2 separate regions of the Homo sapiens genome follow, and region 2 is linked to region 1. A link is a contact called in ENCODE Hi-C or POLR2A ChIA-PET data. All regions are on one chromosome and are shown on one strand. The core of a region is the stretch at or near the end of the contact, and the rest is flanking DNA. Distances in the headings are between cores, read along the strand shown. Region 1 has its middle 8.9 kb from the start of MIR3927. Region 2 has its middle 45 kb from the start of MIR3927.

What was found. A loop is a pair of places that touch in the nucleus more often than their neighbours do. ChIA-PET counts read pairs that join two places held with the same protein, here RNA polymerase II (POLR2A). Pooled maps may share reads with other maps.
Region 2: a map of PC-9 shows a loop between it and region 1 (4-fold over the local background). The contact joins two enhancer-like sites. A Hi-C loop is called at or near these places in 2 of 168 maps with a recorded cell type or tissue (PC-9 and mammary epithelial cell) and 3 of 50 pooled maps. POLR2A ChIA-PET finds 5 or more read pairs at or near these places in 4 of 52 experiments (MCF 10A, PC-9, Panc1 and 1 more).

Annotation. Positions count from the first base shown.
Region 1 is chr9:109,517,484-109,523,344 of GRCh38, reverse strand. It overlaps a transcript of PTPN3 not described here. Among named protein-coding and RNA genes, the nearest start is that of MIR3927, 8.9 kb to the right of the region's middle. Within about 2 kb of position 2,689, at least 2 of the 41 ENCODE cell types and tissues checked have a DNase peak (open chromatin) inside an H3K27ac peak, as active enhancers do; they include PC-9 and mammary epithelial cell, where a contact is called at or near this core.
Region 2 is chr9:109,553,333-109,559,193 of GRCh38, reverse strand. No RefSeq gene overlaps it. Among named protein-coding and RNA genes, the nearest start is that of MIR3927, 45 kb to the right of the region's middle. Within about 2 kb of position 3,018, at least 4 of the 41 ENCODE cell types and tissues checked have a DNase peak (open chromatin) inside an H3K27ac peak, as active enhancers do; they include PC-9 and mammary epithelial cell, where a contact is called at or near this core.

The DNA.
Region 1 (5,861 bases), core at 1,440-3,939:
CAAGAGATGGAGACCATCCTGGCTAACATGGTGAAACCCCATCTCTGCTAAAAATACAAAAAATAAGCCGGGCATGGTGGCACGTGCCTGTAGTCCCAGCTACTCGGGAGGCTGAGGCAGGAGAATCGCTTGAACCTGAGGCGGAGGTTGCTGTGAGCCAAGATCGCACCACTGCACACCAGCCTGGGCGACAAAGCGAGACTCCATCTCATTAAAAAAAAAAAAAAAGATATAAATTTATAGAGAAGCACTATTCCAGGCACTTTAATGAACGTAATTAAATAATTTAATCCTCACAACAATCCTATAAAATAGGTATTGCTATTATCCCCATTTTACAGATAAGGAAACTGAGGCATAGAACAGCTAAGTAAACTTGTCCAAGGTAACACAGTAAATGGTAGAGTCAGAACTGAAAACCCACAGATCATGTTCTTCATCACTATTGTACCCCAAGCAGGTGAAGTGGGACATATTAATTATATTATAATTAAAGTTGAATGGTCTTCATGAAGATACCATGTCATAATTTGCTCAACCATTCCCTTTTGATTTAGTATTTTCCACTTTTAACTTTAATAAACATCTCATGCATGTGGCTTTTCACTTGTGTTGAATTATCTCCTTAGGATGGTTTCCTATGAGTGGCATTCCTTGGTCTGAGGAGATAAATCACTTTATAGTTGTTATTACATGTTGTAGTGTTTTCCAAACAGGCTGCAGTTTACAATGCCACTAGCAGGTACGCGTATATTACTTTCACCACCACCTTGAGCAGTGTGGGTGGAATTCTTTGTATAAATAAATATACATTTATAAAAATATTTGTTTAGTGTAATAGCTGCAAGGTTGGATGCTACAATGTGCAGCATCAGGCGTGCTAGTCAGCTTTTGCCGTGCTTCCAGGAGGTCCTCTTTATTCGAGGCCTCTTTATTCACTGAGTCAGCTCACCTGAATCTTGGCCATCATCCTCCATCAGGCCAGGCCCTGGACTTCGAAACTGTCTGAACTTTGAGAGGTGAGGGGCCCACACTTTTGGCCTTTGGTCTATAGCCTGCACTTAATGCCACAAGACATTGGCTAGGATTTCTTTTCCACTTGACCAGATGGCTTTCCTGCAAGGAACTGTAATGATTTAGAAGCCTAGATAGCTGCCCTCCTGGTCTAGGGTAAGTCCTGAGAGTTTAACATATTCCCAGGTGCGGTTAATGCTGATGGTCTGCCGTCCACACTTTGAGTCACAAGAACCTAAGACACCTTTATTCCTTAGACAAATCAGACAGCAAATAAAGCCCAGAAAGTCCCCATTATAACTCGCTAATTCCAGCTCTGCCACTGACAGGCTCTAGCCTCTCTAAGCCTCGGTTTCCTCTCTAAGGAGAGGTACCCTCTCTAAGCCTCAGTTTCCTCATCTGTAAAATGAAGGGATAAGACTAGATGCTCCCTGAGTCCCTTCTATGATTTTCATTTCCATCTTGGAATTTGTTAGCCCATTCATATTAGTTCTAACATAATAGTCATTCTACAAATAAAAGGATGAACACAAGCACCCTTGAAAGCACTGGGAGTACCAGGATGAGCAAGCTAGACCTCGTCTTTGCTTTTGTGGAAATTCAAGTCTAGTGGGAAAGACAACTAAATCAGAGTTGGAATATAGTTTGATAAGTATTTTGGTAGAAAAACCTCAGGATGTGAGGAAGCAAATAGAAAACAGATCTCACTCAGACAAGTGGGAATCAGAGAAGGCTTCCCAAAGGGATCATTCCTAAGCTGACACCCCAAGGATGAGAGGTGTGATGCAGGTGAAGTTGGGCAAAGGAAGTGGGACATGTTGCAGGCAGAGGGAACCTTACTGAAACTGGGATGCAATAGTTCCAAACTCAAGGCCAGGCGTGGTGGCTCATGCCTGTAATCCTAGCACTTTGGGAGGCTGAGGCGGGCGGATCACCTAAGTTCGGGAGTTCGAAACCAGCCTGGGCAACATGGTGATACCTCATCTCTACAAAAAATACAAAACCTTAGCTGGGTGTGGGGGTGCGCACCTGTGGTCCCAGTTACTTGGGAGGCTGAGGTGGGAGGATTGCTTGAGCCTGGGAGGTGGAGGTTGCAGTGAGCCATGATTCCACCACTGCACTCCAGCCTGGGCGACAGAGGGAAACCCTGCCTTAAAAAAAGTTTTGAATTCAGAACATCCCCCTCTGGCTGCAACTCTTTACCCCAACCTTTCTCCAGATTGCCATCTCTTTTTTTGTTGATTCATTGTTCTCTACATTCCATACACTTGAGTGGAGGGTATACATGTCACACACTCTCCTACAGGGCAGAGAGAGACTATCAAGGTGAGTAATGCCAGGCCTCGTGCTTAAAAAGACATGTCAGCCGGCAATTCCCATACAATGTGATAACTCTAATAACAGGTGGTACTGGGTGTGGGTGTAGAGGGCGTGTGTGCAAGTGCACTCAGGAAAAAGCACTTAAGAAAATAATTGAAATTGTGTGGGCAGGATCAACAGGACTTTCGAGTCTTTGCTAGGATGGAAGAGGACTGGCTTTTGCTTAGTGACATTGTGGCCTTCTGTGGACGCACTTTGTGGCTCACCATCCCCTTACCTTAACGTACGTGAATTTAACAAACCAGGCCACGGACAGTGCTATAACTGAACAGTAGAGGGCGCAAAGAGACTGTGTGCTTGACACAAACTGTCCCACATACTTGCCAATCCAAAAGGAAACACTGTCAAGAAGGCTCTGAAAGAAAGATGAGGGAACAGTTGAAGCCCAGAGAAGGAAAGGATCACACAGCTGATCCCCAGCACAGCAAGCATGTTCCGCTAGGCGCCTGCAGTTTACTCTGTCATGCTGTCAATTTTCCAAACTCTCAATTCATATACTTCGGGATGCTCCTAGAAGCACTATTCTTTTTTCCTTTCCATTTCTTTCTTTCTTTATTTTTATTTGGGGAGGTAGGGGAGCCATGATGTAGAGGCACATTTCTGTTTATAAATCTCTTACAAATACAGTACAGTACAACACTGAGCTGTGTGCTGTCTTTCTTCCTAATCTGAAATTGGAGTCAAGTTCCCTGGGGAAAATGCAATGGCGCAGAGCATGGGCTCTAGATAAATCTAGGTAAGTTTTGCCTCTTCTTGGTATGATCTTGGAGGCATTTCTTTTTTTTTTTTTTTGAGACAGACTCTCGCTGTATCACCCAGGCTGGAGTGCAGTGGCGCCATCTCGGCTCACTGCAAGCTCCACCTCCTGGGTTCATGCCTTTCTCCTGCCTCAGCCTCCTGAGTAGCTGCGACTACAGGCACCCACCACCACGCCTGGCTAATTTTTTGTATTTTTAGTAGAGACAGGGTTTCACTGTGTTAGCCAGGATGGTCTCGATCTCCTGACCTCATGAACCTTACCAACTCGGCCTCCCAAAGTGCTGGGATTACAGGCGTGAGCCAGCGTGCCCTTGGATGCATTTCTTAATCATCTCAAGGCTCTGGATCTTAATCTGTCAAACTGGGCATTGTTCACACATATACCTCACAAGGCTGTCAGGGTTAAGTGCGTTGATGCAAATGTGCTCTTAACAGTTCCTGGCAAGGAGCACTTGCTCCATCAAAGTGTCCTCTTATTCTCAATCTCCTGGCTGAACAGCACTGGTCAGCCTCCCTGCACGGGTCAGCCTCCCTGCACCATGAGGAGTCCAGCCCTTGCAGTCAGCAAGTTTGTTTGGCTTCAAGTCCCAACGCTACCATGTCATTTACAGGCTATGTGACCTTGAGGAAGTTCCTTCTCTGCCCTGGGCCACAGTTTCCTCATTCTTCAAACAAGGCTGATAAGGTCACTGGTATTACTACTGATGCTCCTCGACCTATGATGCAGTTACATCCCAGCGAACCCATCATAAGTTGAAAACGTACTAAGTCAAAAATACATTTAATACACCTAACCTACTGAACATCATAGCTTAGCCCTGTCTCCCTTAAACATGCTTGAAACACTTACATTAGCCTACGGTTGGGCAAAATCATCTAACACAAAGCTTGTTTTATAATGAAGTATTGGTATCTCTTATTGATGTTCAGCTGAATGTGTATTGCTTTCACACCACTGTAAAGTCGAAAGTTGTAACGTGAACCCTCTGCACTACTTCTTCTGTTGCAGGAAGAATTCCTTTTGACTCAGTTCATAACACATTTTCTGATGCCCTGATATGCCTTAGGCCCAGTGCTGGGTTCTGGAGAGAAAGAGACAGATGTTTGAGGAATCTAGAGGTCAAGTGGACTAGGCAGGCTGGTGGTCATGTTACCGGAGACTATGATGAATACAAGAGAAGGAGAAGTTAGGGGGCTCCAGGAAGTCTTCCTGGAGGAAGTAAAATGTTCAGTTGGCTTTTGAAGGATGAATAGGAGTTTGCCAGACTCCTTTAAAGTATGCTTTTTCTTATTCTCAGTCTTCTGGATGAACAGCACTGGTCAGCCTCCCTGCACTGACCTTATCAGCCCTGTTTGAGGAATGAGGAAACTGTGGCCCAGGGCAGAGAAGGAACTTGCTCAAGATCATGTCCTTCTTTAAAGTCAATGGAGATGGTTTGTGGAATTATGAGCCCTGAATGGGAGGTTTGTGACACATACCAGCCAGAGCTTTACTTCAGTTGTAACCTCAGGGCCCTCAAGCCCATTACTCCAACAAGTGTTCCTCTTTTCTCCCAAACACCCCTCTGGATGGAGGCAGGGGAGTCTTGGCAGGCTGGTGAATTAAACCTGCTTTAGAAGGAAGGAAGCCTTAATTACGGTGATTGGGAGATGGCAGGAGGCACCCAGACCACACAGATCACCTAGAGGCTGGGTCACCCTGATCAGCACCTGTCCAATGGGAGCATCCTATGGCCAAAGGTTCTCTGCATCTCTCTGCCTCCAATTGGACTAGGCATGACAATCTCAGCCTCTACTCCACCTCCAGTGCAGCCACACCAGGGGCCCTCTAGCATCCCATGAAGCTGTGAACTCTGCAGGAGGTGGGTGCCATGTCTGAGTTCTTTTCTGTAACCTCAGCTCCTGGCATAGAGCCTGGCTGAGAGGACCTCACTCAGTAAATGTTTGCTGAATTGAATTGAACTGAGCCCAGAATTCTTGACTCTTTCCAGTCAATGTTTTTGTTTTCCTGTCTTGGCAGGAGCAGAGGGAACAAAGAGGTAACTGGAGAGTATGTAATGAAGGGATTACTTAGAGAGACCTGAGCAGGGTTAAAGGAAACCATAGTGAAGCACCCAGAGACCAGCCACTGCAGGAAGCCGTAACCACCCCTAGGCCTGCAGGGGAAAAGAAAGGGAGCTGGTGAAGGATTTGGCAAGAGCTGCAGCCAGGAGAGAGGACCTGCTTGACAGGCATCATGGATGCAGTCATTGCCAAACCACAGCCTGCAGGGAGTGGCCAGGAGACTCAATGTCCACCCTCTCTCTCATCCTACCCAGCTTCTGCTAGGGTCTCCCACTGATGGAACCCAATGGCAGCCAGAGGCCAAAGAAGCCCAGATGGTCCAGGCCACAGAAGGCAGCTGTGCAGGCACAGGCCAGAGTGACTAGAAGTAGAGAGCACATCTGGATGGGCAAGGGAGAACAGCCAGCACCAGAGGCTTTCCCCAAATTATGGTTTCCATCACATGGTCATCAGAACTATTTCAGGAGCTTGTTTCAAAAGCAGACTTCCTGGGCTCCAACCCAGACCTACTAAATCAAAATACCTATCTCCAAACTAGACCTAAATCAAATACCTATGAGGCTTGGGAATCCATAGTTGTAGGACATTTCCCCAGCTGATTTTAATTCACATTCATTTTTGATAACCACTACCTTGAACAGGCG
Region 2 (5,861 bases), core at 1,769-4,268, 36 kb before region 1:
TGATATGTGGCTGGGGACCCCATGGGAATATAAGCATCAGTGGCCCTGGAATGAGAGCAAGAGGAGACGGCGGGCTGCCAGGCAGTGCCATGAGAGGAGTGGCTTCCCAGGAACACCAAACTCACAGGGCGTGCTGAATACAGAAGACATGGAAACAGGAGGCCAGTGACATCACTGCCTCCCACAGTCATGGGGGCCTAACATGGGACCCAGCTCCCAGACCCTGGGGACACACTGAAGGTCACCTACGGGCAATGAGGCTGGAATTCAGAAATTTGAGAAAACACTGAGTTGTGAAATCTTGTCCTCTCTCTGTATCTTTCCTTAATAAGCCAGGCTAGGCGTTTGCTTTCCAGTTCACAGTAAGAGGCAGGAAATTGGACTCAATCTTGCAGTCTTCCCAGGCTTTTGGCTCCTCTGTACCCACCCCCTCCCTGGCAGCCAGTGGGCACAGGCCTTTTGCCCTGGAAACTCACTTTACAAGCCAGGGACTAGTACTATCACTGAAGTCTTGGGTGCCTGTGGCCAGTATTTCCTTCCTGCCTCATGGACAAGGCCATGGGCCTGGGAAGCAGGAACCTGTCTCCAACCTATGGTATCATGGCCCCTTTCCTTCAAGTAAGACTCATGGGACATGGATCCCAACACCTCCCTCTGCAACCTCCCCCAGGGCAATTGCCCCCTGAGGTCTCATTAGAGTTTCTCAAAGTCTCTGGCGCAGCACTCAACTTGGTCTTGGAGACAAATCTCATGAAAGGAGTCTGCCCAGAACTGAGCATCCTAGGATGGTTGCTTCCTGGGAAAGCTCCTTGGGACCCTCTTTTCCATCATCAGAGATACAGGAGCCCATGAACCTGGATCCTTCCAAACACAGGAGACTGGTTTCTCAGAAACCATTTCCTTATTCCTGCCTCCAGCTCCAAGGGCTTCCTATAGAACCTGGAAAGTTCCCGGCAGCTATACCTTGACTTACAGCTGGGGATTCTCAGGACTGGAACAGAGTTGTCTAAATGATGGTTGTTGAGTGCATAGGAATTTGAATAGGTGTCTGCAAATAGAAGCCAATCTTCTGTTGGGCATTTCTACCTGCAGGCACTAGGGCAAGGAGGCTGGTACCATCAGCCCTGTTTTAAATAAGAGAAAACTAAAGCACAAAGAGGTCTAATGGCTTATCTGAGCTCACAGGGGTAGCCAGGGAGGAAGGCAAGACTCTCTGTCTTACTCTAAAGCCCAAATTCCTGCCCCCTGTTCTCTGGTACTTTGCTGTCCAGTATGGCAGCCCCTAGCCACTACAGTAGCTATTTATATTTAAGTCTAAATTAATTAACATTAAGTAAAATTTAAAATACACTTCCTTATTGTCATAATCACGTTCCAGGTGCTCAAGAGCCATAAGTAGCTAGTGGCCACCACGTCAGAACATGCAGACTTAAAACATTTCCACCCTTAGGGCAAATTTTCTGGAACAGCCTTGTAGTCTGAAGCTTGTTGTTCATACACTTGGGCAAGGAACTGGGCCACTGCCTCGACTCACTGCCCTCTCCTTACCCAATCCATTCACTAAAATAGCGCCACATGCATTTCAGGGCTGCTTACTCTGACTTGTCTTTCTTTCCTTGCTTCCAGCTCTCTCCAGTTTCCAAGAGTGTGACTGCAACCCTCGCCACTACACACAAGTAAAGAATGAGATTTGCATGCTAAGAACGTGATTGTGTGGGCTTGGGCCTCCCTGCGCACATACTGGCTATCCAGCAGGAGAACTGCCATGAGTGAGGTCCCCAGACGAGGGGCAGGTCTTCTCAGTCTCAGCCTGGACATGGCTGATGTTTCTCAGGAATCAGTGCCCTCTTGGGCCCCATGCTGTGCTGTGGCTAATTGTCCCTGGAAACAAGACCTCTACTAGCTTCTGGGGTTGCAGAGGCTGACAAAGGTCAAGTTTTCCTAAGGCCTTGCATTCCTTTTGGCCTCTCTACACTCAAATCTTATGTCTGGAAAAGCACCCTCATTCTCTGATCAGCTATCATGTGGTTCCTTTCTACAAATAAACTGCTGAAAGGATTTGCCCAGCACATGGCCTGCTGGTCTTCCATGTAGAAGGCATTTAGGCTGGGTCGCCTCTGCCTTCACAGCCACAATCCCCAATGCTGTCCAGGTATGGAGAAAGGATGCTGTCTCTGCTTTTGGCTGCTTTCTAGCCAGATGGCCCATGATAAAGTGGAAGTCAAGATGCCAAAGTTCTTCCTAACCCAGCGTTGAGCAGGCAATTCCAGGCTGCAGGCTGCAATGACCAGCCAGTCAAGGGATCCTGATAGTTATCTTCTCTTTTCCTTTCCTCTAGGTTTGCCTCTTCCGTATCAGACTCAGACAGGTTTTCAGTGGACACATCCTCTGAAGGAAGGATTTCTTTCCATGTGACTCTAGTCCTTTTCTCACTAACTAGGAAGTTGGCACATGCTTTAAGCCATTGGAACCAAAAGGAGTAGGCATTAGGGACCCTTTTCCTGCCTGAAAAGCAGACCAAGAGTCTGTAGAAAGAGCAGCAGGATGAGGAAAATATTTTGGAAGAAAGGCAGACTGAAAGAAAAGGTATTTGTAAACGTTTGCTGAAGAGCCACATATTGATAGCCTATAATCATAACTATTCTATTAACTATAAAAAGAACCCCTACAAGTTGATAAGAAAAATTTCAATTTGCAAACTCGATGCTGGGGAATTTGGGTTCAAATAGGGGAGGAAAGTGCATTCCAGGCACCAGGAACTGCCTGTATATATACAGAGAAACAACTGGCCTGAGCATGTTTTGAAATGACAAGGAGCTGGGTGTGGCTGTAGTACAGGAGAGTGGCGATTGCTAAAGCTAGGGAGGTAGAACTGGGACAGGCACAGAATGCCTTGCATACCATGCTGGGGAGTCTCGCTTATAGGAAACCAAGATCATATCCTGGATCTGATCAGGTTAACTTTGTAGACGATGCCTTGGGCAGGAGCGTGACTGATGAACTGAAGCCTTCTTTCACAAAACCCCTACCAGGAATGTAACACAGACCACAACAGGATATGTCTGTTTTCCCACCTTTGCCTTTACACTTTTAAATTGCCTTTTTCTTTCTGGCATCATTGACAGAGATCTTAGTTGCCTAGGCCAATATCCATTTCCTGTCTCTTGCATAGTAATAGAGATTCCAGCTTTAGCAGAGCACTAAACTGCTTGGAATAACAACCACACTCCTCAGCCTCCCTCTTACCTAAAGCTAAGTTTCAGCTGTGAAATGTAAATGAGAGCATTGTGAAGCTGTCTGGAAATATTAAAAGACCACTGGAACATGTCTTCACCCCCTTCCTTCTTTTATCCCTTTTATTTATCTGGTGTGAACTGAGTTTTCTATTAAAAAGGATGTTAGCATGATGGTCAGAACTTATGCCATCACCTTGGATGGGCCAACAAGATGGGAGAAACAAGAAAGAGCAAACCTGGCTCCCCAGTGATTGTGGAGCTGCCATTCCAGCCTTGATTTCTTACCTCTGAACTTTGTTTAAATGATAAATAATCTATCATATTTAGTTTAGTGTCATTTGGGGTTTTCTGTCACTTGCAACCAAAGTCCTAGACAAGAAAAGGATATGTATTTTTTTAATTTTGTTTCACAAATATCTTCATCTTCCAATGTTGCTGCCTTTAGGGAGGAACAGTTTATTCCAATGAACCAAAAGTTTAAGGAGGGCAGAGTACTCCCTGGAAGCAGTCATACCAGGCACACCCGGTGAGATATGCCAGCTGCAGCCTCCCACAGTACTCCCACATTCTCAGTGCAGCTGGTCGCATCTCCTCTGCTGTATATTATTGATCTCACAAGGGCCTCCTTATCTGCCTTTGGGAGAAGTGTTTAGGCAGGATTGGCCTGAGAATCACGTTTATCCTTTTATTCATTCACTATTTATTGGACACCTACTCTGGGCCTAACACTGTGACAGCCACGTTGAGAACAAGGACAGCAATGGGTCTGTTATGCGCTGCACATATCAGACCACTTGAGGAACAGCAGATTATGTTCAGAGTAGAGGGTCACATTTGGAGAGGGATATTGACAAATTTGAGCACATCCAAGGAGAAACTAGGATAGTAAATGTCTGTGCCCCACTCTAATCCCATGTTTTAATAAACTTGAAGCATGAAGATAAGGGAAATTCTGGCTATGGAAGATGTCCTATTTGGGTCTAACCAGAATCTTTTGTGTCCTTATTTTGGTAACTGACTCTCCTGCTTTGTAGAGGACATGCACCTTCCCATTCCTTGGGATTCTGATGGGGCTCTCAACTGCAGTACTCTGACCTCCAGCTACAGGCACAGACACATGACCTGAATGAGACCAATCAAAGCCCTTCCCTGATATTTTTGTCTATATCCTTTCGGATTGTGAGTTAAAAGATATGTTTGCAAGGCAGGCCATGGTGGCTCATGCCTATAATCCCAGCATTTTGGGAGGCTGAGGTGGGTGGATCACTTGAGGCCAGGAGTTCGAGACCAGCCTGGCCAATAGAGTGAAACCCCATCTCTAGTAAAAATTTAAGAAAAAAAAAATGAGCTGGGCATGATGGTGCACACCTGTAATTCCAGCTACTTGAGAGGCTGAGGCAGGAGAATCACTTGAACCCAGTAGGCAGAGATTGCAGTGAGCTGAGATTGTGCCACTGCACTCCAATCTAGGCGACAGAGTTGAGACTCCACATCAAAAAAAAAAAAGCTGTTTGCAGAGAAAATGGGTACTCATAATCCCAGCCATTCAGAAGAGCTAGAACTAATGGAGCAAACATCCATCCAGAAGGCAAGCTGAGATGGAGTGCTTGGGTCCAGTCAACTGTGGAGATGGCACTGTCACCATTCAGCCATTGGCTTACAGGAGGTAATAAGTGTCTGTTTTTATTTACCTGGTTTGAACTGGGTTTTCTGTCACTTGCAGTAGAGCCTTGAGCAATGCAAGCCATGATCCCATATGTTAAAATCTACTCTGTGAAACAGGGATTAGTCATCAGTATTGGTTCAAAAAGCCAAAAACTGGACTCAAAGGCAGAAACGTCAGGGCAATAGGCTTGGGTTCAGTATAAGGAGTTCCTTCTAGCAACTGGAATATTATTAATATGAGCTAGGAATAAGATTGACAGGTCAGAGGCTGGGGACTGAAACAGGTGAAATTATGTTTCCTCTACAGCTCAATGAGTGTATTATTCTATGCGGAGAAGAAGGTAACCCCATTTCCTACATTCTTTTGAAGAAATTTTATTATTTTGTCATTGGAGAAAATAGAGGAAGAAGAGGAAATGCATTCTAACTGAACAAATACCTAGATTTGAAATGACAACTTGAAGTTCACTATCACATCCATCTATTCATCCATCCACCCATCATCCATTCACCAAGCCATCCATCCGTTCATCTATCTATCTAGCCATCCAATGATCCACCTGTCTGTCCATCCAATAAATATCTACTATCTCTCACTCTATGCTGGACTTGTGCTAAATACTGTGTCTATAAACACAGAAGGCTTGGGCCTCATTTTTAACCTTAAGAGATACAGAGATCTTCAGAAGGAGGCAGACAGATCATCAAAACAATACCACAAAGGGTTAGAGGTGCTGGGACAAAAGTGTACAACTCACTCAATTACACCATGAAAGAGCTACTAGGAAGAGTGAGGATAAAGGTGTGTTAAAAATGGCTCCAGAATAGAGATGATACCTGAGCGAGATAGAAAAGAAACACTGGTCAGGCAAAACTCAGGTTGGTGGCTGGGGGGCGGGGGATAAGGTCAAAGGGGCACAAAGGCACGAATCATTTTTGGCCTTTAAAGAAAGGTAAGTG